Regions from separate parts of the Homo sapiens genome. Here region 1 is linked to region 2. Evidence: chromatin loops called from intact Hi-C (ENCODE). Cell type or tissue: psoas muscle. All regions are shown on one strand. Each heading gives the region's core, and the rest is flanking DNA. Links, peaks and the distances in the headings are about the cores only. Region 1 has its middle 87 kb from the start of SNORA101A. Region 2 overlaps EMCN (endomucin).

Region 1 (13,116 bases), core at 4,693-9,692, 110 kb after region 2:
TACTAAATAAATGGAAAAGTCAGATTGTTTTCTTCTGCAAAATAGCAACTTATTTCATAAAAGCATGATTTAAATATAAGCAAGTTGTTTATTTCAGTGCCAATAAGTGCCTTGAAGTCCTTCCTTTTTAATAAACAATGCCTGCTCAAATAGCTCCATTTTTTAAATCTCCAAACTGGGAAACAAGTTGTAGATTGTTTCATTCAAGCCTCTAATACCCTTTGCTAAATCCTAAAAGAAGTTTTATCTCTGAGCCCTTGGACCTCTTACAGCATGGGGGAGCATTAGCAACAACTAAGCTGCACCAAGGCTCGCCAGACAAGAGCTTCGGAGTCAGCCTCCCAGGGAGCAGGGTGATTTCCTCCAATTCTTCCCAGCACACACATCTCTGCCATCTAAATTCTGCTTCCCTTGTTTCCTTTTACCTTTGCCCAACAAACATGGTAGCTTGGTCTCAAAGGAACAACATTTCATTTATTTTCTAATCTTTATTTCCCAGTGTTGATAACTTTTTCTGTGTTGTTATTAAGGTAGCGATGCCAGTTCTAGCTCTTTGGTTGTTTCTTGTTTGTTATTTCACATGGGAATTGGATTTATTGATCCAGTGACTACCAGCAAAGCCAGAAAAAAAGTAAAAGTTCTATTGATTTTCTATTTTCTTCTAATATAACTAGAGATGTTTTTCTTCTTTTAAGAATTTAAAATTCAAAAGTCATCTCATCTGAAGTCTGAAATCATTTTTATATACTTATATAAATATATATTACAAATACACTTACAAATACACTTCATATTATTCATAAGTATACTTTTACATTTTAGTTTTTATAATAGCTGTTTATTTCCATTGGTCAAATGAGATGCACATTATATCCTATCTGAGATGCACAGACCTTCATGCACACAGGTATACACACACGTGTATGTGAACACATATACTACACGCCTATCTTGGTTTTGAGTCTTTATCTTGCTCTTGGGAAATTCTAACAAGACTTTCCCATAAATCTAACTCCAGTAAGTTATGCTAACAAAAGACAGTGTGTTAATGCAAATATGCATCTACAAAGTGTTATGAACTCACTTATGAGGCATTCTCAATCATAAACAACCATATTCTCTTTCAGCATTTGTTGCTAAAATGTACAATAGTAGCACACACAACACACACACACAAAAAAAAACCCTAAAGGAATGAGAACATTTGGCTCATGTAAAGAGTAAACAGATTTTTCAAATATATTATTTCTCAAAGAAATAACCTAGAATGTGAGAAATGAATGGAAAGAAGCAAACTTATTAATGTGTTTTCTTTTTCAAAATCCTGAAAACCAGCCATATGTTCTACATTATGAATATGCAGATGGTCTCAAAGCAGTTATTTTTTTTCTCTAATTAAAACCATCAGAGTAAAATAATGCAGTAGTTTAGGAAGCTGATTCAGCTGGGTCTCTTTTTCCTCTTCTCCAAAAGTGTGCCAAAGCCTCTCCATGTTTACATAATTTGGGAATTCTTGCTGTTAAATGAAAAAGACAGACAAGCAAAGCAGTAGGAAGGGTCCTTGATTCTTGTGTTCTTTGTGGCAAATTGTGCACTTTATGAAGCAAATACATTTCACAGATGGATTTCTCTTAGATACTTTTGTAAAGAACCCACCTTTCACATTTCTTAAGCAATAACCTCTCTGAGTTCAGCACCCTGAATGTTGAAATTGAGTGTATCAAGTTAACCTGTCAGCCTGCCTGCATGTACCCTTAATGTCAGCTGTGAACTAAGCATGTCAACGGGGCTTAGCTAAATTGCTCAAGGTAGAGGTTTGACATTCTAGTGTAATGTGCCATCCACTCCTCTTTGAGGAAAATTGGGATCAACCATGGATGACAAGTATAGGAACTATTACTATACTTGTTCTTCATCTGAAAACGACTCTAAAAAAATTCTGTTTCAGGCTTTTTATCTTTCACATATACAGTTTTCGTTCCTCTGGTCCTTTAGCAACCACAGACTATTTGATTTTTTAAGGCATTATTAGAAAGACAGCCCTAAAGGTAAATAAATTAGCCATATGAAGGTTATATTAACTTTAAATTCATATTATTACCTTGTTTGACATCATTATTCTGATAAAACCCTTTTCCCTTAGCACATATATGTGTTGGGAAATTGTAATACTCAGTCTTCATAAAAGGCGTAGTTAAAAAAAAAAAAGCAACTGTAAGGGAAAGAATGTTGATGAAGACACCACTCTTATAAATTACTCTCTAAGAACCTTATTTTGTTTAACCTACCAAACTTGATAGCTGAACTCATCATTGCTACAGCTTTGACTACCAAAACAAAATGGTAGCCAAGGAATAGCCCAATGAAATGGGGCAAAATGAAAATTACATATCCATTCATCTGGAGAATGGCATTCTTTATAGGAACTTTAAATCCTTCAATGCAAAAGTTTTTTTATTTAAAATAAAATAATCTTACTTTAGCTGAGTACAATGAAAAGAACTAAAGGAAAGGGAAAAAGGGTGGAAAAGGAGTTGAGAAGACTATACTAGATGTAAACTTGATGTTCAACAAATGTTATCTAAATGTTGGCATAAACACAATTCCAAATTTGGAGGGAACATAACGGGAAAAGTCTGAATTTTTTTCTGCCAGGAAGCACTCAGAGGGAAAGTAAACATTCTGCGTAATAAAGTATTCCCTCCCCTTTTCAGACTTCACTAGTCTGAACCAGAATTATTTGTTACATAAATCATCATAAAGTTATCAGAGCAAATTGGAGCTCCAACGATTGTAAGGTCTATTTGAAAAGATGTGTTAGTTGTCTTTTGAGCGCTCTATTGACCATCAGAGGATTTGCTTCGATAGGTGGTGGAGCTGCTACAGATACAGTTGGGAGGACAGAGACCCAAGGTATTTTACAACTCTTAGTCTCTTACTTAACTGCTTGTGGGGATTATTAAGCTCTTGCTTCCAACACACCTTTCTATATCTTGTGTTTCTGAGGCTGGGGCCCTACAGCCCACAGTTCTGCTTTGACAGCTGGTTCCATTAGACTTTACCAATAGGCAATAGGGGAAAGGTGAAGGCTGGAGGAGGAAGAAAGCATCTGCTCCTACTTCTCTGCTTCCTGGATTTCATTTGTTTCCTGTTCCTCTTTGCCTTTGGCTCACCTAGCAATACTTCTTCAGCCCAGCAACAGCAGTTCCCTCCAGTGGCAGAAGTCTGAAGTTCTAGCATTCACAGAACCAGCCTCATGGTGTCACTTCACAGATTCTAGAACAAGTACGTCATGCCCCTCCCAAGGCTCCAACACCAGCCGACCAGTACCCATTCTCAGATGTCTGTGCCCCAGCTGCACAAGGCCCCCTCCTCTAACCTCGGAGACACCAACACCAGGCGGCATCTACACTTGGGAGGCCCTTTCTCCAAGACTCCCTGTCTAATTATCTCAATTTTTCCCCTTTATTCTCCCACCCTTAAGGTGCTAGCTGCCTCCTACAGGTGTCACCAACCACATCATTTGCAGAACCCAGTGAAAAACAAAAATGTGTGCTCCTTGTTCAAAAATTATTAAAAATTTTAAGATGGCAACAGCAGAGCATTAGACGAAGCATACAGCCCATCTCAACAAGGAACCTGTGCAAATGCAGGGGCCGCAAACCCATGAAACCGGCCCTGCTGACCCAGACTACCTCCAAGACATGGCAATGTACCTTTTTGCCATTTTCAGTTCTTTAATTTAAAATTAACAATTCATAATATTGAAAAAAGGTATGGTTTCTATCTCAAGACTGGACCCTAGTCAAGACACTCTTCCATACCTCATAGTAAAGGAGTAAAAAAGAGAACTCAGAACCCAAGTTCTCACCCTTTTATCAGTGTTCACAGGATCAGTGCTCAGAAGTCTATAATTTAAGTCATTCCTAACTCATTTCATCCCACAGTTGTGTCTGTTTCCTAGCAATATATCCACCAATGTTCTGAACACGGTAGTACATGGTGCTGAATTAATACAGCTGCAAGTAACCTATCTCTATATGGTGTTCACTCCCCTGGTAATTAATTTAAACAGAAAAAAATTAATAGATGAAAACTACTTAGAATTTTTAAAATTCCTCAAAGTCCTAAGCAATTTTGAAATCAGATCTTGCAGTAGTAAGCATAATCCTCAATGATTATTTCCCATTCTATTGCATCATTTATCTTAACCTCATTTAGGGGAGAAAAAGAAAGAAAACAGAGAAGGAAATGTCTTTAGACAACAGAGACAAATCGAAGGGCTATCAGCTGTGAACCTGAGCTCCCTTAAGGAGAGAGTGCTTTAGACAAGCATTCTCAGCTGAAGACTCTGCAGAATGGAGCATCCTCAAGTCTCAGTTATTAAAAATAAAATTTTACTCAGTAATGGGAGAGAAAAGCATCTAACACTTATGCTGCAGCTATCGTATGATTGAGTACAGCTACTCTACACAACTCCAGCCTTTTGTCAATAGCCTAAGTATTTGGTACTACCCTACAATTACCACTTACTGAATACTTACTATGTGTCAGGTCCTGGAGTAGACATTTAAACACAGATTTTCTTATTAACCTCCTATCAACTCCAAAATGATATTGTCATGCACACATTCATAACCAAAGAACTAAAGTTTAGATAGATTCAGAAATACACAGATGGCCATGCTTAATAGTAACTCTAGACAGCACGACATAAGATTTGTCTTGATTTCTTCTAGAAACAAAACCAAATTCTCCTAGATGTTTTTACAACATTCCCAGAGCCATTGTTATTAAACTAATCTTTGGGGCAATTGTTTCCCTTAGAGATGAATTAACTTAGTAGATCACTAAGGGATCCTTTCCTCAAGGTGGTATCATGCCTAGATAAGTAGAGACCACCTAGGGCAATAACTGTATTAGGTCAGCCTCTAACCCTCTAATACCATTTTGGGTCACATACACAGAAGGTAGCACTAGAGACACCAAGAACTAACTTAATAATTTAGAGTCAGGTGGACCTCTGAATGCATCGCAATCAGAAAAAAAAATCTAGAAAAACTTCGTTCATTATGCAAATATTTTCATATATCTGGCTGTCTGATATTATGGAGACAGACTGTCTGAACACTTTTATGAGTTCTTTAGCTTTTATTTAGGTATTTGGCATTAGCCTGTACTTTTCCATACAACTACTTGGCCAAGCTCCTTAGCCATCCCACAACTTTTATGGGTCAAAAATAATTATATACATATATAAATCCCATTTCCTGTTACCCTTTTCTTGCCTACTAGAGTTCATATGAATGAAGGATTTATAATTTTTTTGCTGTAAATAATGATGTTAAACATAAAGGTAAACATATGGTTTGGGATTTGCATCTGAATAAGCATGGAAAACATAACTGTAAAGTGCTGGTGGGTGCTGAATTATCTGGCTACAGGAGTGGGTAGTCCATTCAGGAAGGCTTGGGCAGCTTTACCTCTGCAGATTCCTAAATCTGCAAATCTATTTAAAACCCAAAGCAGAAAAACTACGTGTCCAATCAAGCACAGTGAGCACAACTTGGAGTCTTTCTCTACTAAACACATATGCTTTAGAAATGTAAAGAGGGTAAAGAAAAAACCTGCAGAGTTTCAAAACTCAGGAAAAATGCCCACAAAGGCTAGTTTTATTATGCAGACTGATGGCAGGCAAGGGGATCATTAAAAGCAACTCAGTGCATGCAAGCAGCCTTGTTTCCCAAAGACCTGTAAATAATAATAATCTGAAGGAATTCAATATTAGGCAGACACTTCTCCCCACCATTCACCGATTGATTGAATATATTTGCACTTCTTTAACATCAGCAAACTCCTCAGTCTAAAATGGCTTTTCAAAATATGCAGCTCTGTTCAGACCTTAATAATATACCAAAGTTGCCTATGGTAAAAGCCCATGCTATATTATCTGAATTTTTTTAATGCAGTGACTATACTTCTAATTATCCCTCCACATATTCTACTCTCAGTTATGAGCAGGACCATTTACTCTTTAACAGCAACCTTGCTACAAGAGCACTTACATTGACATTAGCATCTACCCTACAGAAATATGTCTCAGAGCTGTACATGCCTATGTTTACTCATGTTCATCTTAACCACATAACTAATGCTCTAGAATGTACCAAAAGGCATGTGTAGGGGAGGGAGTAAAAGAGGGAAAATGAAAAAAAGCGTTCTAGAATAGCCCCTAAAACTAATAAAGCATTTCTCTTATCCTAGGTTCTGGTCTAAGCACTTTAAGTATGACTTCATTTAGTATTTACAGCACCTCTAGGAAGTAAGTACTATTATTATCATCCCAATTTTACAGTTAGGAAACAGAAACAGAGGGATAAAGTAACTTGCCCTAATTTACACAAATGAGTAGTGGAACTGTGATTCAAACCCAGGCATGCTCTTAATTATAATGTCATGTGTTGTCTTGTTAAAAATAAGAATCTTTTAAAAGATTATCCCAGGAGGATAACAACACAGATGGCTGAAGTCTATAATCAAGAAGGAACCAAAATAAAAAATGTTTAAACCTGCTCCTCACTATCTTATATCATAGAGATGATAGATGGTTAGATACATATATAATGCATCCATTTATATACAAAAAGTAAGTTAACTGGAAGTACCTTCATAATTTTGTGGAAAACTGAGTCAGAAAACAGTATATTTGAGGAATTAATTCTTTAAAATAGAAAATAAATTTTTTTAATCATGATATTATGTATCAATTGTAATGAAATACCCCAAAAAGAGCAAAGCATGGGGAAGAATTTTATAGGAAACTGCAAAATCAGGCTGAATAACTCTTAAGTCCTACATACTCAAAATCTCAGATTTTTATATGAAAAAATAAAAATTACTTTTTAAAGCATCTACCACCCATCTCTGCTACCCATCTGTACCTTCATTGGCATACGTCATAAAAACTTGGCTGTAGGACTATTTCTATATATCATGTGCAGTTACATTCAGCTAACAGTTTGGGGACTGCAGGTATGAGAATTTTATCTAGTGCTATGAATCTGACATGTTTCTGCTCTCTTTTAGGAGTTCACAACTGAGAAGGAAGAAGAAAGACACCAAATAACACCAAACCAGATGTGCTCTGAGAAGTGCTAGTCTACAGAAACAGCAGAAGAGGGGTGAAAGCCAAGTGGGGCATCTGAAAAACCTTGTGGGACAGTTGAGATATGAGATTTAGGATGTTGTGGCTAGAAATATGGGAACAGGGCATACAGAGGAGAAGCAGATGAGTGATGCCAGCCAAACTATGTGCGGTCTAGGGAGAAGGAAGAGGTCAGCTGGACCCTGAGAAGCTGGAGCATGGATTGTGGCATTGTCAATTGGGTCAAAGAGATAACCTAGGAATAGAGTGGAGAAACTCATGTCCTTATCTAATGAAGCTGTATTTTTCCCAAATACCAGAAAAGAATGAAACATAAAAGCATGTGATTCCTTCTAATCATCTAACTCTTTCCTGAAAGCGAGGAATAGCTAAACAAAAGCAATAACAATAACAAGAACAATATAGTCCTTCCTTCACGGATTCCACACACATTTTCAGTGGAAAAACTGATTCCTAGTAAGTGATGCAATGGACCAAGAGTCAGTAGAACCAAGGTCTAGCTGTGGTAACTTAAATTGTTCACAACATAACTTTGGGTCAATCTGGGTAACAGTTTCCTTAGCAATAATGCCAGTCAGCTGGATTTGCAGAAAGAGCCTGCTGAATCCCACCATTTCTATGGCGTTGTCTCAGAGAAGGTAAGAAAAAGCACAGCCCTCCCTCCACCCGCTCAGTATATTTGGGCTTCTGCATGCACTTTCACTTGAAGAAAATGTGCTAAACTTTACAAACCATTTGAGAAACACCTGACTACATCATCTCTAACATTCCTTTAGCTGTTACATGCTATAAATCCATGCTATTTCTTTTGTTCATATAACTTAAAAGTGCATTTCTCATTAACACCCAAATATGCACCATATATATATTCATGTGCCATTGTGAATGCATTTGATAAGGCCTAACATGGGATCCAGTTTTGTTTCTTCATCTAACAGGCTTTTGGATATGTTTTCTCATATTTGCTAATGGACATATAGGTAGGCAAACGAACACTCTAAATGCAGAGCATGATTTGTGGTATAAAATAATAGAAACCAAGTAAAATTTTCCATGGCAAATGAGTTTTTGACTTAGTCATTGTCCCAGCAGTTCTTGGTGTCCTGAAAAATGCAGGAGATTAACCAGACTGCTGGATGCCAAATTTGCCAAATCTCCTGTCTTGCTCCATTAATCCCTCAGTGACTCAGAGAATGTAGTTCTTAGCAAGTTGCCTAGTCAGTAAAATGGCCAGCATACAATGATATGTAAGCATTAACTAACAAGGATGAATGATTCTTCTTGACTTCCTGAGCAAGTGACTTGGGCAAGGCCTAAGGGAGAGTTAACACTAAGGCCAGCCTTAGGCCTGACATGAATGGTTGGGTTCCCAAATTCCAGAGGATAGATTGGTTCCAGTCAAATAAGAGAGGTAAAGATCTATTTTGTGCAAGAGTAAGCCATATTCAAAATTGAAAATCTAAAGATGAATTTTGGAATTTCCCCCGCTACATGACCCTTAACTCCCCACAGCTCTGCTTCCCAGCACCCAGTGCCTTGTGCCTTTGGCCGGCTCTCAGATCCCGTAGCAGCTGAGACTGCCCATCTAGGCCTTTTCTTTTCTTTATTTAATTTGTAGAAGTGCTCACTGCTCCACACCTTTGCCTATCTCCCTTTTTCCAGCACAAAGGCCACCGGAGCTACATCCCACTGCTTAGGACTGCTCTCTGTTAGCTTTTAGACAGGAAATGTGACCTGCACATCTGTGTTCATGTTTCAAGCTGTTAGTGAAACTTGTAACCTATCCAGGAAAGAATTAACCTGGCATCATGTGAGAGGTTCTACCAACTAGTTCTGACCATCCTGAAGACAAGAATCTTAACTGCACTAATTGCCAGGAGGGCTCTAATAAAATCTGGAAGTTCTCTTTATTTTTAACTTAGTGAGTAAGAAAATGAAAAATGGATGAGCCTTAAAGGATTGAACCTAAACTAGAATTAGATACATATTTATTTTATTATACAACTGACTTAGGCGACAATCCAGTCAGCAGATCATAAAGGATGCACAGTGGGGGTTGTGATGTATATTTCCAGTTCCTCATCAGCAAGACTCAGTGAAAACCCTTTGTCAAGTGTGACTGAGAGAATGATTTCCATATTGTCACATCCTGCTAATCTTCCACACATCACCTACTCTTGTCCCACACCAGACTGCCATGGGAATGGGTACATTCTTATATCCCTATTGTTAAACATAGTCTTTGTATTTGCTCAAGGTTCAGATTTTAATAGAAATATTTTAAGCAGTATTATTGCTAAGAGGCCGTGTTTACCTCCAATATGCAGCCCTTGTTGTTCCCTACTTCTTTCAGGAATGGTGTGTGTTTGTGGCTCACACCCATCTGCAATCTCCCAACTGCACTTAGCTTGCTTCCTGTGTGTGCTGCCGGATTAACATTACTGCTGTACTGAGATACTGGTGAAAATTATAGTCCATTTGTTTTCATAAGAGTAGGAATTTTCAGTGTCAAGGCATATTTTTTTAAATGAATTCTCCTCTGGAGCAGAAATGTTGAAACCATAAAGATTCTATTGTGATGTCATTAAATCTCATTAGGCTTCTGTGTAACACGGATAATTCCTAATAGCATATACAGTTGCTTCCTTAATATGCCACTTGGATGTTTTAAAGGCACTCGAAATAATATTTCACACAAAAAAGCTTGAATTCCATCTCATTTTTCAATATTGGTTCCTCCCAATCCTTCTCCACCTCATCAAAATCGCACATTCAGCCAGTAACTAAAGTCAAAAATGTACAAGACATCCCAGTTTTCTCATTTCTCATTTTCCCTGTCTAATCCATCAGTAAAAGTTGTAGGCTCAACCTCCAAAATATTCCTCCCTTACTCCCTCCTCCACATAGCCACAGCCACCATCACCTCTGACCAGGGCTATGTATGCTATGGCCTCCTGATCACTCTCCTACCCTCATGTCTGCACCAGCTACAGATCATTCTTATCAACAGAGTGACATTTATAAAATATAAATCAGATCACTTCACTACCCTGAATAAAACTCTTCCTACTGAACTTAGAATAAATTCCAACTCTTACCCATTACCTGTTAAAACATACGTAGTCTTGCTTCTTCCTCCTTCCCAAGCTCCAAGGGCAAGCAACAAGGTCTTCTCCATTCTCTTGCCATAACACGTTTGACAGGTGGCACCTTCTCATTCTATGGGTGTCAGTTCAAATGTCACCTCCTTCCAGGCCATTCATAGCCACCCTCTTCCCTTGACCTAGTCAGACTTGAAGGGTAGGGTAGCCTAGCTATTCCCTTTATGGCCTTTACTTTGTCTGATTGACAATATTTATTTTTTGGTATACAGCCTAGCATCCACTTCTAGGATGCAAGCTCCATGAAGACAGAACCTTGTCTGCTTTGTGCATTGCTCTATCTCCCACCACATGGCAATACCAGGCACAGAGCAGGCCCTCAATGAATATATGATGGCATTGAATGATTATTTGTTTGGAATACTGGCTGTGTCACTTACTTAACTGGGTTACCTTTGTAACATTACTTAATTTCCATTTGCCTCAGTTTTCTCATCTATAAAATTAGGACAAAGCAGAATCGATCTCATTAGGTTGTTGTGAAGATTAAAATAACATATGTTGGCTGGGCATAGTGGCTCATGACCATAATCCCAACATTTTGGGAGGCCAAGGTGGGAGGAACTTTTGAGGACAGGAATTCAAGACCAGCCTGAGGAACAAAGCAAGACCCTATCTCTACAAAAAATACAAAATATTAGCTGGGCATGGTGTCAAGTGCCTATAGTCCCAGCCACTTGGGAGGTTGAGGTGGGAGGATCCCTTGAGCGCAGGAATTTTAGGCTGCAGGGAGCTATGATTGTACCACCACACTCCAGCCTGGGCAACAGAGGGAGAACCTGTTTCCAATAAATAAATACAGAAAATAAAATAAAATATGTAAAGCACTCAAAAGAGCACTAATTAAGTATTATTATTGTTATTGAAAAACTAAATGAGCCACCTCATGTGAGCTTTATTATCAAGTAATCACTATCAAGAAACAAATGAATTTTAAAAAGGGCCCTCTGAAGATGACACTTTAACCAACAGAGAAATTCCAAAAAAGAAAAAAGGGCATATCTGATTTTACGGTAAATGGTGGGTGAGTTTTGTGGGTCCCATCAAATTCTTCTCCAGGACTTGCTCCTCTTTCTAAGCATAAGGCTGAAGCTAACTCTATAAGGAAGAGCACACAGTACAGTATTTGCCTGCAACTGTGGTCATTTAACCACTCAGTCTCCTTTCATCTATGAAATAGTAAGATGATATATACCGTATTATAATTACAGTATATTAAAAAATAGCTATATAAGAATATCTAAGTCAGAGAGTTAGATGAGATGTATACAACTTACATAAAAATACATTGCCTATATGAAGACTAGCAGGAAGTTGAGGTTGGCAGTGTTGTCTCTTTATTCCCACTCAATTACTTGGGTCCCTTCTAGGCTAGGTGCTAGGAAAGTATCACATGCTGACTGTGGATGCTTGCAACACTGAGAATAAAACAGAACCCTGATCTCAAGGAGTCCAGAGCATGGAGGGAAGGCGGCCCTGTAATCCAAGTGAACACTGCCATGATGGCAACCAGGGGACAAGCAAGAGTTCCCGAGGTTGCTCGACCCGGACCATTACTAACTCCATCTGCAGTGGGTGGGGGGTTTGTTGGGGAGGGCTTCCCGATCTCAGCTGCTGTGACCCAGAGACTGGTCTTGTGGTCAGGAACATATCCAGGAGAGCAGGAGAGCTCTGAAACTGATCTAGAGTTTTGGCTCTGTTTGAGGTACACCTAAGCTGGCCCCGAGACATTCAAACCTCAATGAAACTCAAACCGAATGTGCTATTTTCCAACTTGTAAGCTGACCCTAGGGCCGCCTGTACTTCTCGGAAGTTCTCTAAATTGAAGATCTAGAGCCAGGATAAACCACTAGGTTTTCTTGGAATGCCCATTACTGCTGCAATCACCTCTTATCTGCCTGCCTGCTTCAAAGTATAAAGAAATTTTATACTTTTTGAGGCCCAGTGTAAACCTCCTCTCCTTCAAATTGCTTTCCAGTCCCCTGTGCATATTAATCTCCCCCAACCAACCACAACCTGCCCCTGATGTATTCTTTTAAAGTCACAAAATCCATCATATTTTTATTGCATAATTATTTATCTTGGCACATGTTTCTTACATTTGATAACACAAACCACTAATAGAAAAAAATAGGAATGTGTTCTTTTTTGGGGGAAGAGGGGAATTTTCTGCTTTGTTTTCAGTGTTTTGCATAGACACTTGAGCCACAGTCACAGACTCATACTCTGAAACAAAGGCCCTAAAAAATGAAATGAATACAGTATTTGAAATGGAACAGGTCTGGTGCTTAGGAGAAAGGGAAAAAGGGGGCAGAACACAAGAACATCTTTATATTGTAATTTAAGTAATGTAGGGAAGGATTTCCAACCAACTCTGGCACTATAATCTGCCTAAAGTTCTTTCCACTGGGCGCTAACCTGACTGGAGACTCATTTGGTTTAATCATGACTCTTTTTGAAAAAGTAAGTATCATCTAGTGAGGTATCAGTCACTCATAGAAGGTGTAAGATTATGTTTAAAGACAAGCAGATGCTAAGGAAAACATATGTTAAATAGTGAATCAATAAACATTTGCCTTTTATTAGCTGAATAACCTTAGAAACAATCTCCCCCAACTCTTAGACCCTCAGAATATTTGCTCCAAAACAGGGATAACGAAGCTTTTTTTCAGAGAACTGGGGTAAGGATATGGATAAGGTTTATGTGAAAGTGCATGAAGCAGTAGGAACTCATGTGGTAAGTTCCTACTGTTCACATTGTGGGAACTCCCTGCAACATGAATAGCTAGT
Region 2 (13,116 bases), core at 4,631-9,630:
ATTAACTCCATTTCTATGTAACAGAAAATAAAGAGGGAGATTGCTAAGAATTCAGCTCAGGGGCCCATAATCTCAAAAAATGTCCCGTGACTAATTTCCCTCCTGGGAGACACACCCAACGAAAGTATCTTCCAAGACCATGTTATATTTTTTATCCTTTTTAAAAATAAACTTTCTATTTTAGAGTAGACTTAGAGTTACAGGGAAGTTGCAAAGATAGTACAGTGAGTCACCATACCTAGTTTCCCTTATTCCCTTATTAAGATCTGATGGTATGTTTGTCACAATTAGTGAACTAATACTGATAAATTATTGTTAACTAAATTCTGATTTCTTTTAGTCTTTACTCAGTCTTTTTTCTGTTCCAAGAAATTTGCCTCTTCTTTACTCAACCTTCACCTAAATACCCCTTCAACTCCCATGGCTCAGCTGTCATGTTACCGTAATTGCAAACTATCTTTCCACTTCACAGCCCAGCCCTGGTCGTATAATGTAGTAGCATGTATCCATGCCCTCATCCATACTATTCCTTCTGGAATATCCAGCCCACCTCTTACCTTTCATAACATACCTAATCTCCAACTTACCCATTAGGACTCAACTCAAACACAAATTTACTGTATCTTTTTATAACATACCACTTCTTCAAGCAGAATGAATTCTACCTTTAATTGTATTACTACAGATTTGGATTATATCATTTATCATACCATAGTACAGTTACTTATTTCTCCATGTGCCTACCTCTCTTGAAAGTCAGGCAACCCTTCCAAGTCACAAATCACATATTGTTCACATTGCATGCTACCTAATATATAGCAGGCCCTTACTATATACTTATTGAGTTACATTTTTAAAGGTACAGTAAATAGAATTCTTCTTCCCCACTTTAATTCTAAATATGTCACAAAAAAATCTAAGTCTCATAAACTGTTAGAAGGTAAAAAGCAATTATTTTTATAATGTATATAAGCTGCATTATTCTTTGTTTACCTCATGGACAGTGTGCCCCCCAGGACACCAGTGAATGCTATCCCTAAAGCCACCTGCTCACCATGCATTGCATGGACAGTTGTAGTATGATAACGACAGTACCAAGAGAAGCTAGGAGACCAAAACAGCAGAGTTCATTTTAGCTCTTGGTGAAAAGTAAAAACAAATCAATGCCTTTTCCTTTGGGAATCAGTGAATAAACTTCTTAATGTCTGAAACATGTCTCCTTGTTCAGTTTTCAGAGGAGAAACAGCATTTTTATAAGTCAGTTTAATTTCTCTAAGTTTCTGAACTACCTACCAATCCTGTCTTTTACTGAAAATCAGCCTGAGAGTGTTGAGTAAGCAGGATATGTAAAAATTAATGTGCTAAATTTATTTGTAAAAATATGCTATACTAAAAATTACTTTACATAGGAAGATTTAAGAATGTATTATTTGAAAAGTTGACCTTTTCTATTAAAGCGGTTTCCATGGATGTATAAAGTTCCTACCACTACGGATAGCTATTCTGAAGACATGAGTATTTTAAAGTCAAGTTTGGCAATTGTACAATTAGCCAAATCTTTTTGGTTGTTGTTAACTTTGTTTCTGAGACAGAATTTACAGCACTGTTATCATTAAATTAGCACCATTAAATACCTGCAGTTAATCACTCTTCAAGTATGTGGGAGAGACTTTATCTAGTTTGGGAAATTAGTAAACCCATTCTGCTCTGTGGAAGACAACATGAATCAGAGATTTCCGTAAGAAATGAAGCTTATCTGGACAAGGTTGACAGTGGACTGAACTTTAACCAAATAAGAATGGTATATACGCAGAAAATAGTCTGTTGGCTTGCATCTATCTGCTAATGAGACTATCGCTATAGTTTCCTAGGGAAAAAATATTAAAACAGGCATATAAAAATCTCAATACATTTTGCTGGAGAGAATGCGGAGAAAAGGGAAACCTCGTACGCTGTGGGTGGAAATGTAAATTAGTACAACCACTATGGAGAACAGCTTGGAGGTTCCTCAAAAAAACTAAAAATACAGCTACTATATGATCCAGCAATCCCGCTGCTGGGTATATACGCTTAACACAGGAAATCAATATATCAAAGAAATACCTGCAGTCCCACATTTGTTGCAGCACTGTTCACAATAGCCAAGATTTGGAAGCAACCTAAGTGTCCATCAGCAGATGAATAGATAACGAAAATGTGGTGCTTATACACAGTGATGTCCATTCAGTCACAAAAAAGAATGAGATCCTGTCATTTGCAACAACATGGATGGAACTGGAAGTCATTATGTTAAGTGAAATAAGTCAGGCACAGAAAGACAAACTTCCCATGTTTTTATTTCTGGAAGCTAAAAAATCAAAACAATTGAACTCATGGAGCTAGAGAGTAGAAGGATGGCTACCAGAAGCTGGGAAGGGTAGTGGAGGGGAAGTGGAGATGGTTAATGGGTACAAAAATGTATGAAGTATGGGTAAAACCTAGTATTTGACAGCACAACAGGGCGACTATAGTCAATAATAAACTTAATGATACATTTTGAAATAACTCAATGAATATAATTGAACTGTTTGTAACACGAAGGATACTTGAGGGGATGGATACACCACTGCCATGATGTGATTGTTATGCATTGCATGCCTATATCAAAATCTCTCTTATACCCCATAAATATCTACATCTACTATGTACCCCCAAAAATTATAAATGAAAAAAACTCATTTTAAAACAGGGCTATTAGCATCACAGGTGATATTGTATATGACACATAGGAATCAAAAAATGCTGTTAAAACCTTACTGATGGAGCAAAGATGAGGTTAAGTCTAATTGGTGAGCAGCATATGGTGCCATGGGTTAAATCCTACGTATTAAGAGTTACGATGGCAATATCTTAACCAAGATGACAGAAATAGAAGCAGCCAAAATATGAGTGGAAGTTAAGGTCTTTATAAAACAAGGATAGTCAAAGCCAGGAGAATTATATTCAAAGGGCATACTCAATGACAAGATTTAGATTACATATAAAAGGAAATCTAAGAAACAGAAGCTGCAATGGAATAAAACCAGACCAAAGGAGCACAACAAGGGGAACCTTATGCAATCACATTAAACAGCTGGCCTGATTGGCCATAGATTAATGCAAGATTTGATCACCAACATTCACTCCAGAGAGGCCATGTCCTTGTGCAGAATGAATCATTCTGAGTTCTCACTCTAAACCCCAGGTGTTTTCTATCAGACAGCTGTGAAGCAGCCTGGCAAAGAGAACAAAAGATTAGTTGCAGCTAGTAGCCTCTGCGACATTTTGCAGGGCTCTTTTGAGAGGCTGAATCAGTGGGTTTAAGATACAATTAGATATAGTATCTACATTGTAGCTCACCACAAACACAGTGATTTCTGTCCCAAAAAAGAACAATGTATAAAGGAAAGTCAAAACTTCAATTCTCTGGCATAAAACCTTCAATACTTTTAATAGAATTTTTTCAGAGATACTGAAATAAACAGACATTTTCTGTTGTCCATGGGATATGCAATAATGAACAGTAATTTCACATAGTGATATGAAACTACAAGATCAAGATTAGTCCAGAACTAAGTTTAGTGGACTTGACCTAATTAGGACTATCCCATGAGTGCCAGGATAAGTATTAACCATACCTGAGGAAATGGCTTGGCAAGGGGAAAATTAAAATATTTTAAAATGACTTAGAAACATCTCTGCATAGAAAAGAGTGGACAGCAGGTGAGGGGGTTAGAGGGGCTTGCTCATATTTATGGTAGCCAACTTCTTTGCAACTCTAATAACAACTCCCTCTTCTCCTAGGCACACCAGAAAATGGAAATGATCAGTAAGTAAGCCCATATCATCTTTTGTTTAGACCCTACCATTTACGTAGTGAAAATTATTGTTACTCTACTTATACTTTTTTGGATTATTTCTAAAGTGTAGAAAATCTACATATTGGCTTTAACTGTTTGTCAGAGCTCTCTCCATTTAACAGAGAAATTCCAAATGTAAGATCATGTTTAATCTTAGAATGGTAAAATGGGAAATAAAAAGATGAAATGGAAAAGTAGAAGAATGAATATAATTATGAGGGAAAATATCATAGAAAAAATACCTAGAGTTTTAAAATAGTTTCCCAGTGAAATTTTTAATATGTTTATCACAGGGAAATTTGTGCTTCTACCTTGAGCCAGTTCTCAGTGCCTTTAAGGTAGATGGCTGTTTTACTTTGACTTGATTAAAATAAAGCAGATTTTAGTAATCCAGGCAACTGTAACAACCAAGGTGCTGCAAAGAGACATGATGAATTGATTTTCATGTCAAAACAAACCCTGTTTTCCTTGTTGACAGGAATTTGTGGTCTACCTTTATATAAGTGTTTTTATGTTTCATAAGGTTGTAAACTTTAGAAATAATGCTAAATTACTATTCATATGACTTAGAGACTCCTCAGATGTCCAAAGGAAATAATTAGAGTTTGAAACTCTTTTGGATAGATGAGAACTCTTGATTAAAATAGGCAGTTCAGATACTATACTACAGTATCTCAGAACTTCAGGAAAAGGAATATCTCCAGAATTCAGCCTAAGCCCAAAAGGCTTGTAAACATTTCTATGTCTTCCTCTCCATAATTCAGAATTGGAGACATGTGCGATATGGACCTTGTGCCAAGTGTTTCACACAACTCAAACTAATTTTTAATTTATCTGACAATCACCACTATAAGAGAGTGGCAGGGATTTATTGGCTTGATTCCAGAAAAAGTAAAAATTGCTAAAAAGTATATGTGTATTTGTATGTGAAAAGACAAAGTTCTTGCCATGGAGATATATATATATATATATGTATGTATACACACACACACACGTATATATATACACACACATTATATATATATATGCATATGTATCTTCGTCATTCTGTTTGTGTCACAATACTTTCACAAACATACAATGCTGATTACTGTGGTGTTAATTTCATGTTTTTTTTTTCAAATAGACCTCAGTCTGATAAAGAGAGCGTGAAGCTTCTTACCGTTAAGACAATTTCTCATGAGTCTGGTAAGTTTCCAGACAAGTTGATTAGATGAAAATTAGTTATTTTAGAATCTAACTATAACCTTGGATTTTGTTCATGTGAAACATAAACAAAAGGCCTAACTTCTTTAGAAATAGCCAATTACTGTCAATAAGTGTAAAATTCTCCCATGAAGGAAAGAAAAATCTTACCAATTTGATAAGATTATTGGACTATGTGGCCTTTAGAGGTTGCTTTCTATAGATGTGTGGATGTGTAGATGGCTGGAGGCATTTCCTATTCTGCAGGAGTGGCAGAAAGATACCAAAATTTGTTAACAAGTTTTTAAATTATTGCTGTTGTTTTGTTTCATTTTGGTGCTGGCTATGTAGTCGCATATGGTCAAAAAGGCAAAAAAACTGGTCATCAGTTAAAATGTAAATCATGTTTTATATCATTTATATACATTTAATTGAGCCTCTCCATAAAGGTAAAATATAATATTCTATTGATGTAATGTGAATTTTTCCAGTTTCTTAGGTATATTCATTTGATTGGAATTGTAAAAGTCTTTCAAAATATAGGTATGATTTGTGTCAAGAACAATGAAAAAATGTGGTGCTAGATAGCTTTTCAAAATTAAAATCATGGATTTTTCTTTCTTTTGAGTAGATTAGACATTTAAACCATTGATATCACGAAACAGATCAATTAAAAACAAATTATTAGTTTTATAAAATAATCTGGCCGGGAGCTATGGCTCATGCCTGTAATCCCAGCACTTTGGGAGGCTGAGGCGGGCAGATCACCTGAGGTCAGGAGTTTGAGACCAGCGTGGCCAAAATGGTGAAACTCTGTCACTACTGAAAAATACAAAAATTAGCTGGGCATGGTGGCGCATGCCTGTAATCCCAGCTACCCTGGAGACTGAGGCAGGAGAAATGCTGGAACCCGGGGGGCGGAAGCTGCAAGATCGTGCCACGGCACTCCAGCCTGGGTGACAAAGGAGCGAGACTTCATAAAAAAAATAAAAATATAGATATAAAAAACCATGTGGGTCTAATTTAAATATCATGTTACATTAATACATTTATAATAACCAATTCCCCAGTTGAATAAGCTATATTATAAATATTTCTGGTGGCTGAAAATAATTTTGTAAAACAGAAAACTATAAATATTGTCCCAAATCAAGAGCAAGATATTAAAGGCTGAAAGTGTTCTCAATTTCATGTATAAATTCAAACTAGAACAAACGGCAAAAGGCAAACAGAAGAGTTGAAGAGCAGGAACAGCTGAAGCCTGCACAGGAATGCTGAAATCCCTCACATGAGCCATCTTATTTTAGGAGAGATCTCCTTTGCTCTTGTATCTCTTCCACTCTTCAATACACATATTTCCTTTATTCCCATACTATACTTTCTCTCAGGAGGAACCATCTGAAGGGGGCAAAGGAGCAAAGTGTACCCATAGAGTGGTTAGAAGCCACTCACAGTTTTCTCCTGGCTATTCACCAGCCTTTACTAAGTAGCCAGGCCTATTTTACCAGGTCAGGGAAAAGGGCAAAAAAAAAAAAAAAAAAAAAAAAAAAAAGTGCTCAAGCAGCCTAATGTGAACCAGTCCTGAGTAAGCACATGAGAGATCCTAAGTGTGACTACACGATTTATCAAGAAAAGACCTCAGAATCTGCCCGTGGCTTGCAAGCAGGCATCACACATACTCCAAACCCTCTGCAGTCATGTTGGCTCTCCAAGTGGTGAGTCAGGGTGCTAAACATACCTGGAAGTGCTCTGTGTAGAAGCTCCTGGCTCTCCTTGTGAGGAGGGTGCTGGGATCAGTTTTCTACCACCCATTTCTGCCAAAGAAATGGGACAACTGACACTAGAATCATGACTTCCAGCAGGGGGAAAGCCTCAGAGAACCTTGTGTTTCTTCGTTGCAAATGTAATAGCAGACTCTAAGGCCTGGGGAAAATTCCGTGTAGGCTCTCTCCCACTCTAGTGGTGACCATAGCAGTAAGTGGAATAGACGATGGCAGACTAGTTAAATAGACCGTTGGCCCACCTAACTTCCTTTTCTTCAAAAATAACTTGTCAGGTCACAGGTCTAAGAGGGAGATATTACCATGGAAATAGTAAGATATATTCTTGGGTACTTTTATTTCTGCCAACTTCAATTTAGAAATTGTATTGCTTTTACCAAAATAACCTCTCAAAGGGCAACCCAGATGATTACCATGGAAAATATTTGGTGATAAGGCAACACTGAAATTGATGATTCAGAGTAGACTTCAGTAGCCCAGAATTTATCATCTAAAATATAATGCTATCCAAATGCTCCTTGTACTACCACAATTTTTATTCAAGTCTATCATTAACAGAACTTGGTGGCTCCCCAAACACTAGCAAACAAATTTCTTCCCACTGCATTTCAAAATGTATTCAAATATCTTTTCTTTATAATGCTATGCTCACTACACTCAAGAGAAGTTACGTTACTAAAATTATTTTTATTTAAGTAACTTCTCTTGCCTAATACTGACATCTTTCCTAAAAAATAAGTAGAAAAAAAAAACTTAAATGGTTAGGTTTGATGTCAGTTCACAAGCTTAACTCAATTTTTCTACTGCTGCCTATATAAAAATTTTTAGAAATTTTTAAAATACAGAAAACAATTGATAGAACAAATATCTGACCACCAGCTACTCAGAATTGATGACTGTTACAATTTACTTTATTTGTTTCAAGACCTAAGAAATACAATGTTAATTAATGAGCATAGAAGGGTAACACAATGAAATTTGAGCTTCAGTGGTCATAAAAATTATTTGAATCTGTCATTGCTTCAGTGTAGAAACCCTGGACATTTTACTATGGTACAGACCAATAAACAATGTTTCCAAGGAAACAGCCCTCTGCAGCCACCCACTTTTAGGGAAAATGCCAAGGGATGCCAAATCTTCTGGTTTTCTAGAAGCCTCAATGAGCCACAGTTAAAGTTCTGGTCATTTTCTCCAGGGAAGAGAGTTCTTTGACCCAAATCCCTCTTTTTCAGTTAGGTCATGGAATAAGTAATATGGTTGATGTTCATCCATCCATACTCCCTTCTTCCTTTAAATATATTCTTCGTTGAATAAGGTCTTCTGCTGAAACTGTAACTCATGCATGTTTAAATTTGGAATTCTCTTAAATGTAAAAGAGAAAGCTTACTAGGGTATAACAAGAAGATGCTTTCAGGAAAAAAAATGGGCATCAAATGTTGCAGATCAAGGAGTCCTTCATAAGAACATATAAGCTACTTCTCAGCTTTAGTAAGCGATCTTGTCAGGTTAAACATCACCATGATTGACTAAAAAATGTATGTGTGACATGCATTTTAAACATGATTCTTATTTATATCATCTCAGACAGTTAATACACATTATCTCACTTTTAATATGTCAAGTCATATAAATTATAAAGAAAAATCTTGAAATTAGAAATATATGACTCTATGGAAGAAGAAAAACATTGCATCACTAAACTTAGCTTCAAGGCATCAGTTGATTTTGAACCATTTAGAGTAAGAAAAATCAGATCTGAATTCATTAGAATATTCCTCTACTTGGAAGACTCTGATAAGTAATAACTTAAGGTTAAGTTCAAACACCTTAGCATGTCTGCAACACCGTCCATGATGTGCCTGCCTTCTCTAGCTCAGTTTTGAAAGCACTTGATATACAATAATAATGCATATTTCTCCGACTTCATTCATTCCCTTCCCTGTCCCCTGACTGTCTCTCTCTCTGAACCCAGCTTTCTAGAAGGAAGAGAGAGTCTCTTGCTCTCCTTTGTCATGTACACTTACCCCTCTAATGGTAATTACATATAATTAATATGTCATTAGCAAACTAACTAATTGGTATGCTATGGCAATTACTCATTAAGTGCATAGTCATCTTTGTTTGCTTATTTATTTTTACAAGTAAAAGTTCATTAACAACAAAAAAAAACCACAGAGTAAAAATGAACAAAACATTCACAAATTTATAAAGCCATATATAGAATCCTCTTCTGTCCGCAGCCCGTCAATATTTGTCTCATTCTCTGCATTTCCACCAAAGCTTCCTTGACTGTTTCAACTACAAATAGTCTTTCCCTCATCTTAACATGTTGTTAATTTGGCAAATTAACATATATTACTGCCTTATAATATTTCTTCATGGCTGAAACTACCATTTTAATATTTGACCAGATTATGCATAATGAAAAATAGAAAAAAATAGAGAATAAAAAAGAATTTAAAACTACCTATGAAACAATCTTCATACAACCACTACTGGTATTTGATATATTTCCCTCTGGATTTTTTTTTCACTAGATATGTGTGTGGGTTGTTTTCTTTTACTATAAATATCATTATTCTTGTTACTGATATCATATTGTTATTAAATTTTTCTCAAAATTTCTAGTCTGTCAATTAAACAGACCTTGAGGAAGAATATTACGAATTGTAAAGATTTTCAATGACTTGCTTTGCATGACTTCTGGCAGATACTAGGGGATGACTCAATATTTATTTTATTTACTTCTCATTCCAGTACTTCATAGCCGTGGGTTCCAAGCAGGTGCTGTGTCTTCTGCAAAACGAACAATAGTTAGCAAAAGATTGCCTTGGAGCAGGGGCTGGGGGTGCTGCAGAACTATGCCCAACATTTCTCAGAGCATAGAATCGAAGGAGCTCTTGAAGAGGAGTCTTGAATTTGTTCTCCTCAGAGGTCTCTGGCACTATTTATTATTGCCGTGATGGTACAAGTAACAGGTGACATCCTCAGAGTCCCGAAAGGACAGATTTCCTAACAAGTGGCAGATAAAAGCTGGAGCAAAATGATGAGAATTATTCTAAAAGCCGGAGATTTGACCTATATTGCTTTTATATTGTTTGACTGATGTTGATACTCGATTCTACCTGAAGGACACAAGTAATGCGAAATATATTGGTCATGAATCCAGTGGCATGTGAAAAATACTTGGGGCCTCTCAGCTTGCCACCATCCTAGGTTAATATTTCTCTGTATATTGGATGGTGGAATAGCACTGGGATTTTGAGTAATGGCACCTGCGCTGCTCTGTATATCACCCAAGTGTTCATATTGGCCTATAAATTCATTTTCACAAAACCCTCACTGAATTATTTAAACAGAAGGACCCTAGAATGTCTTCCTGATAAAATGGCACTTTAAACACATGACATGGGCTTGCTTAGGCACAGCCAGCTCATGTAACAAGCAAAAATCAATACTTATTCCCCAGGGTTTCTCTAATGTTATCATCTCCCAACTCACATCCCCGCCCCCACTGCCCCCTGACCTATCCCACCCAGGACTTCATATTGCTACTTTAAAGTGAAAACAGATGATGTCTGGGAAAAGTTCATATATTTTGGTGACTAATTTCTAGACAATACCAAGAGGCAAATGGTGGCTTTAATGACATTCTTGCAGGAAAGTTGAACTTTCCTTGAAAAATAGAAAAAAGCTAGGAAACTTTATTTTCATCCTTACTCAGTCTCTGAGCTTACAGATCAAAACATATCTTCTGTTCTCAGGTGAGCACTCTGCACAAGGAAAAACCAAGAACTGACAGCTTGAGGAATTCTCTCCACACCTAGGCAATAATTACGTAAGTTTCCCAATTTCATTCACGGAGACAATCATTAATATCTGTTTTGTTAGCCTGGTGCAGCTTAGATTGTTTTTAAAGAATTTCAAAAGCTGGAAAGCTAATGGTTTGTGTCAATGCAATGATCATTGTCTATTTGTCTAAAAACAAACTCTAACAAAAATTGCCAAAAAATGAATGACCTGGTGGTTGTAGACGATTTGTCCAATTCTCTTGCCTGTCTAAGGAATGACACAATTTGCTCTTTCTGCCTGTTGTTAATGTTTCCTTGTAAATTCAGTCTGCCTACCTAGGTCAGTAAGCACACACTAACTGTGGCACTTAGACAGGCTTCTGTTGCTGACAAAGACTGGCAGAATCCAAGTGACGGTGCTTGCAAATTTGCAGTTTATTGCAAGAAAATGATAAAATATAGAAACTGCATTAAAGTAAAGATGTGTATCACAGCCGTAGGCTGGCTCAGGGAAATGGGTTCAGAGAAGCTAGTTGAAGGGTCTAATTGCCCTCTCTCTATAAGGACCATACCAGAATATGGTCCTTATATTTTTCTCTCTGGGTCCAGAAACCATGGATGTGTGGAAAAAAACACCTCAAACAAGATGATCTAAAATTCAGTTTCAGCCAGGTTTCCTTTTACTCAGCTGGTCATGTAGACATAGTCTTGCTGTGTAACCAGCCAAGCAACAGAGCCCTCCAGGTATCTTGACAAAACCAGATACAAATGATCAATCTTACTACAATAATTGTGAATCAATAAAAAATGGAAATTTCTCAAAAGTATGTTCCATGTCATGACCAGGAGTAAGCTCAAGGCAGGTACGTTTCTTATTTTAGTAAACAGCTCAGGCCAACGTTAAACCTGCTTTGGAATTAAGTCTCCCAGTTGGTATGGGATTGACTTTTACTTTCCTAGAACTAAGTAAGGAAATGCTCTTCTGACTTTAATTTAATTGTTACAAGAAGTATTGATTAAGTGCTGTCACTTAGTTTTTGAGGTTTTATAAAACTTGCAGAAGAATCTACCTTTCGGCAACTAACAATAAAAAATAAAATAAAATAAAATAAATACGTGTCCAGAATTGGCCTGACCACAATGATAGTCACTCTAGGTAAAGTGTCCACGATGAGAAATATTGTTATTCATGGCCTATGTCTAATCCCTAATTAACTAACACTGTTCTGTTACAGACACTCAGAAATTTCTTGTAGAATAAATGGTACCTGCTGTGCTTGTCTGACCAGTAGCAGAAGACAGAGACAGAGGAGTGCCATCCAAACATATGTGTCAGTATCAGAATTTTATCCCTCTCTAGCCAGTAATTAGGGATGGATTAGGAATCTTGGAATTTGTGCACCTCCAGCATGCTGCAGTGCCCTATGGAAAAGAGGCAAGACTGCCTTCCCCTGCCCTCCTGCTCTTCACCAGTCATGAGCCCCTAGCTTGGGCCTGCAATGCAACCACCTTTCCCCAGCTGATTATTCTAATTGGCAGTGGCTCTGAGTGGCATGCCAAGGTCCCTGCCCCTGCTGCCACCAAGCTGGGGAGAGAGAAAAAATCCTAAGCTTGTCTCAGGCCTGCAGTGCACAGTCTGGGAGTGCTAAGCTGAGATCTATGACCAGCACTTGAGTGGGAGAGGATCACACACTCTCAGAGCACTGAGGGGAAGCATGGCTACAAATGTGAGGAAACACAGAGGGGCTGCATGGCTGGGTAAGAGCCTATCTACCAGTCATTATGTTTAAGCACTATCTATTAAATTGCAAACCAAACTTCAACACCAAAAATACTTTGGTAATATACTCCTCTGTAAAACCAAGGACAAGAACTCAACTGCAAATAAAGACCCTGCACAAAGCCTCAGCCCTCTGAACACATACAGAAATGAAACCGACTGACTATACTCAAATTACACTGCAATTAAAGAAACATCAGTCCACATAGGTGAGAAAGAACCAGCTCAAGAACTCCTGAAACTCTAAAAGCCAGATTGCCTCCTTACCTCCAAATGACTGAACTAGCTGCTCTGCAGTGATTCTTAACCAGAATAAAATGGATGAAATTACAGAAATAGAATTCAGAATCTGGATGGCAATGAAGATCACTGAAAATCAGAAGATTGAAACCCATTCCGAGGAATCTGAGGAATTCAACAAAACCATACAAGGAATGAAATATGAAATAGCCATTTTAAGAAAGAACAAAACTGATCTGACAGAGCTGAAAAACTCACCACAAGAATTTCATAACACATTGGAAGTATTAACAGCAGAGTAGACCAAGTCAAGTAAAGAATCTCAGAACTCAAAGACTAGTTCTTCACATTAACAGTCAGATAAAAATAAAGAAAATAGAATTTTCAAAAATGAACAAATCTCCAAGAAACATGAGATTATGTAAAAAGACAAAACTTATGACCCATTGGCATCCCTGAAA

What was found. A loop is a pair of places that touch in the nucleus more often than their neighbours do. Peaks named below come from ENCODE experiments on the same cell type or tissue, not always from the same donor. Only the 100,000 strongest peaks of a DNase experiment are listed, where the experiment ranks them.
Region 1: it touches region 2 in a loop (3-fold over the local background); 6 of 110 quality-filtered maps call a loop at or near these places.

What each region holds. Positions count from the first base shown.
Region 1 is chr4:100,301,466-100,314,581 of GRCh38, reverse strand. No RefSeq gene overlaps it. Among named protein-coding and RNA genes, the nearest start is that of SNORA101A, 87 kb to the left of the region's middle. In psoas muscle, for the core only: no CTCF peak of the experiment used is centred there; no DNase peak of the experiment used is centred there; H3K27ac peaks cover 1,477 bases.
Region 2 is chr4:100,407,848-100,420,963 of GRCh38, reverse strand. EMCN (endomucin) reads left to right here. Exons shown (of 12, transcript NM_016242.4): 9 at 3,823-3,847; 10 at 5,005-5,066; 11 at 10,609-10,682. The coding sequence ends at 10,643. Among named protein-coding and RNA genes, the nearest start is that of SNORA101A, 19 kb to the right of the region's middle. In psoas muscle, for the core only: no CTCF peak of the experiment used is centred there; a DNase peak (open chromatin) is centred at 6,783; H3K27ac peaks cover 1,785 bases.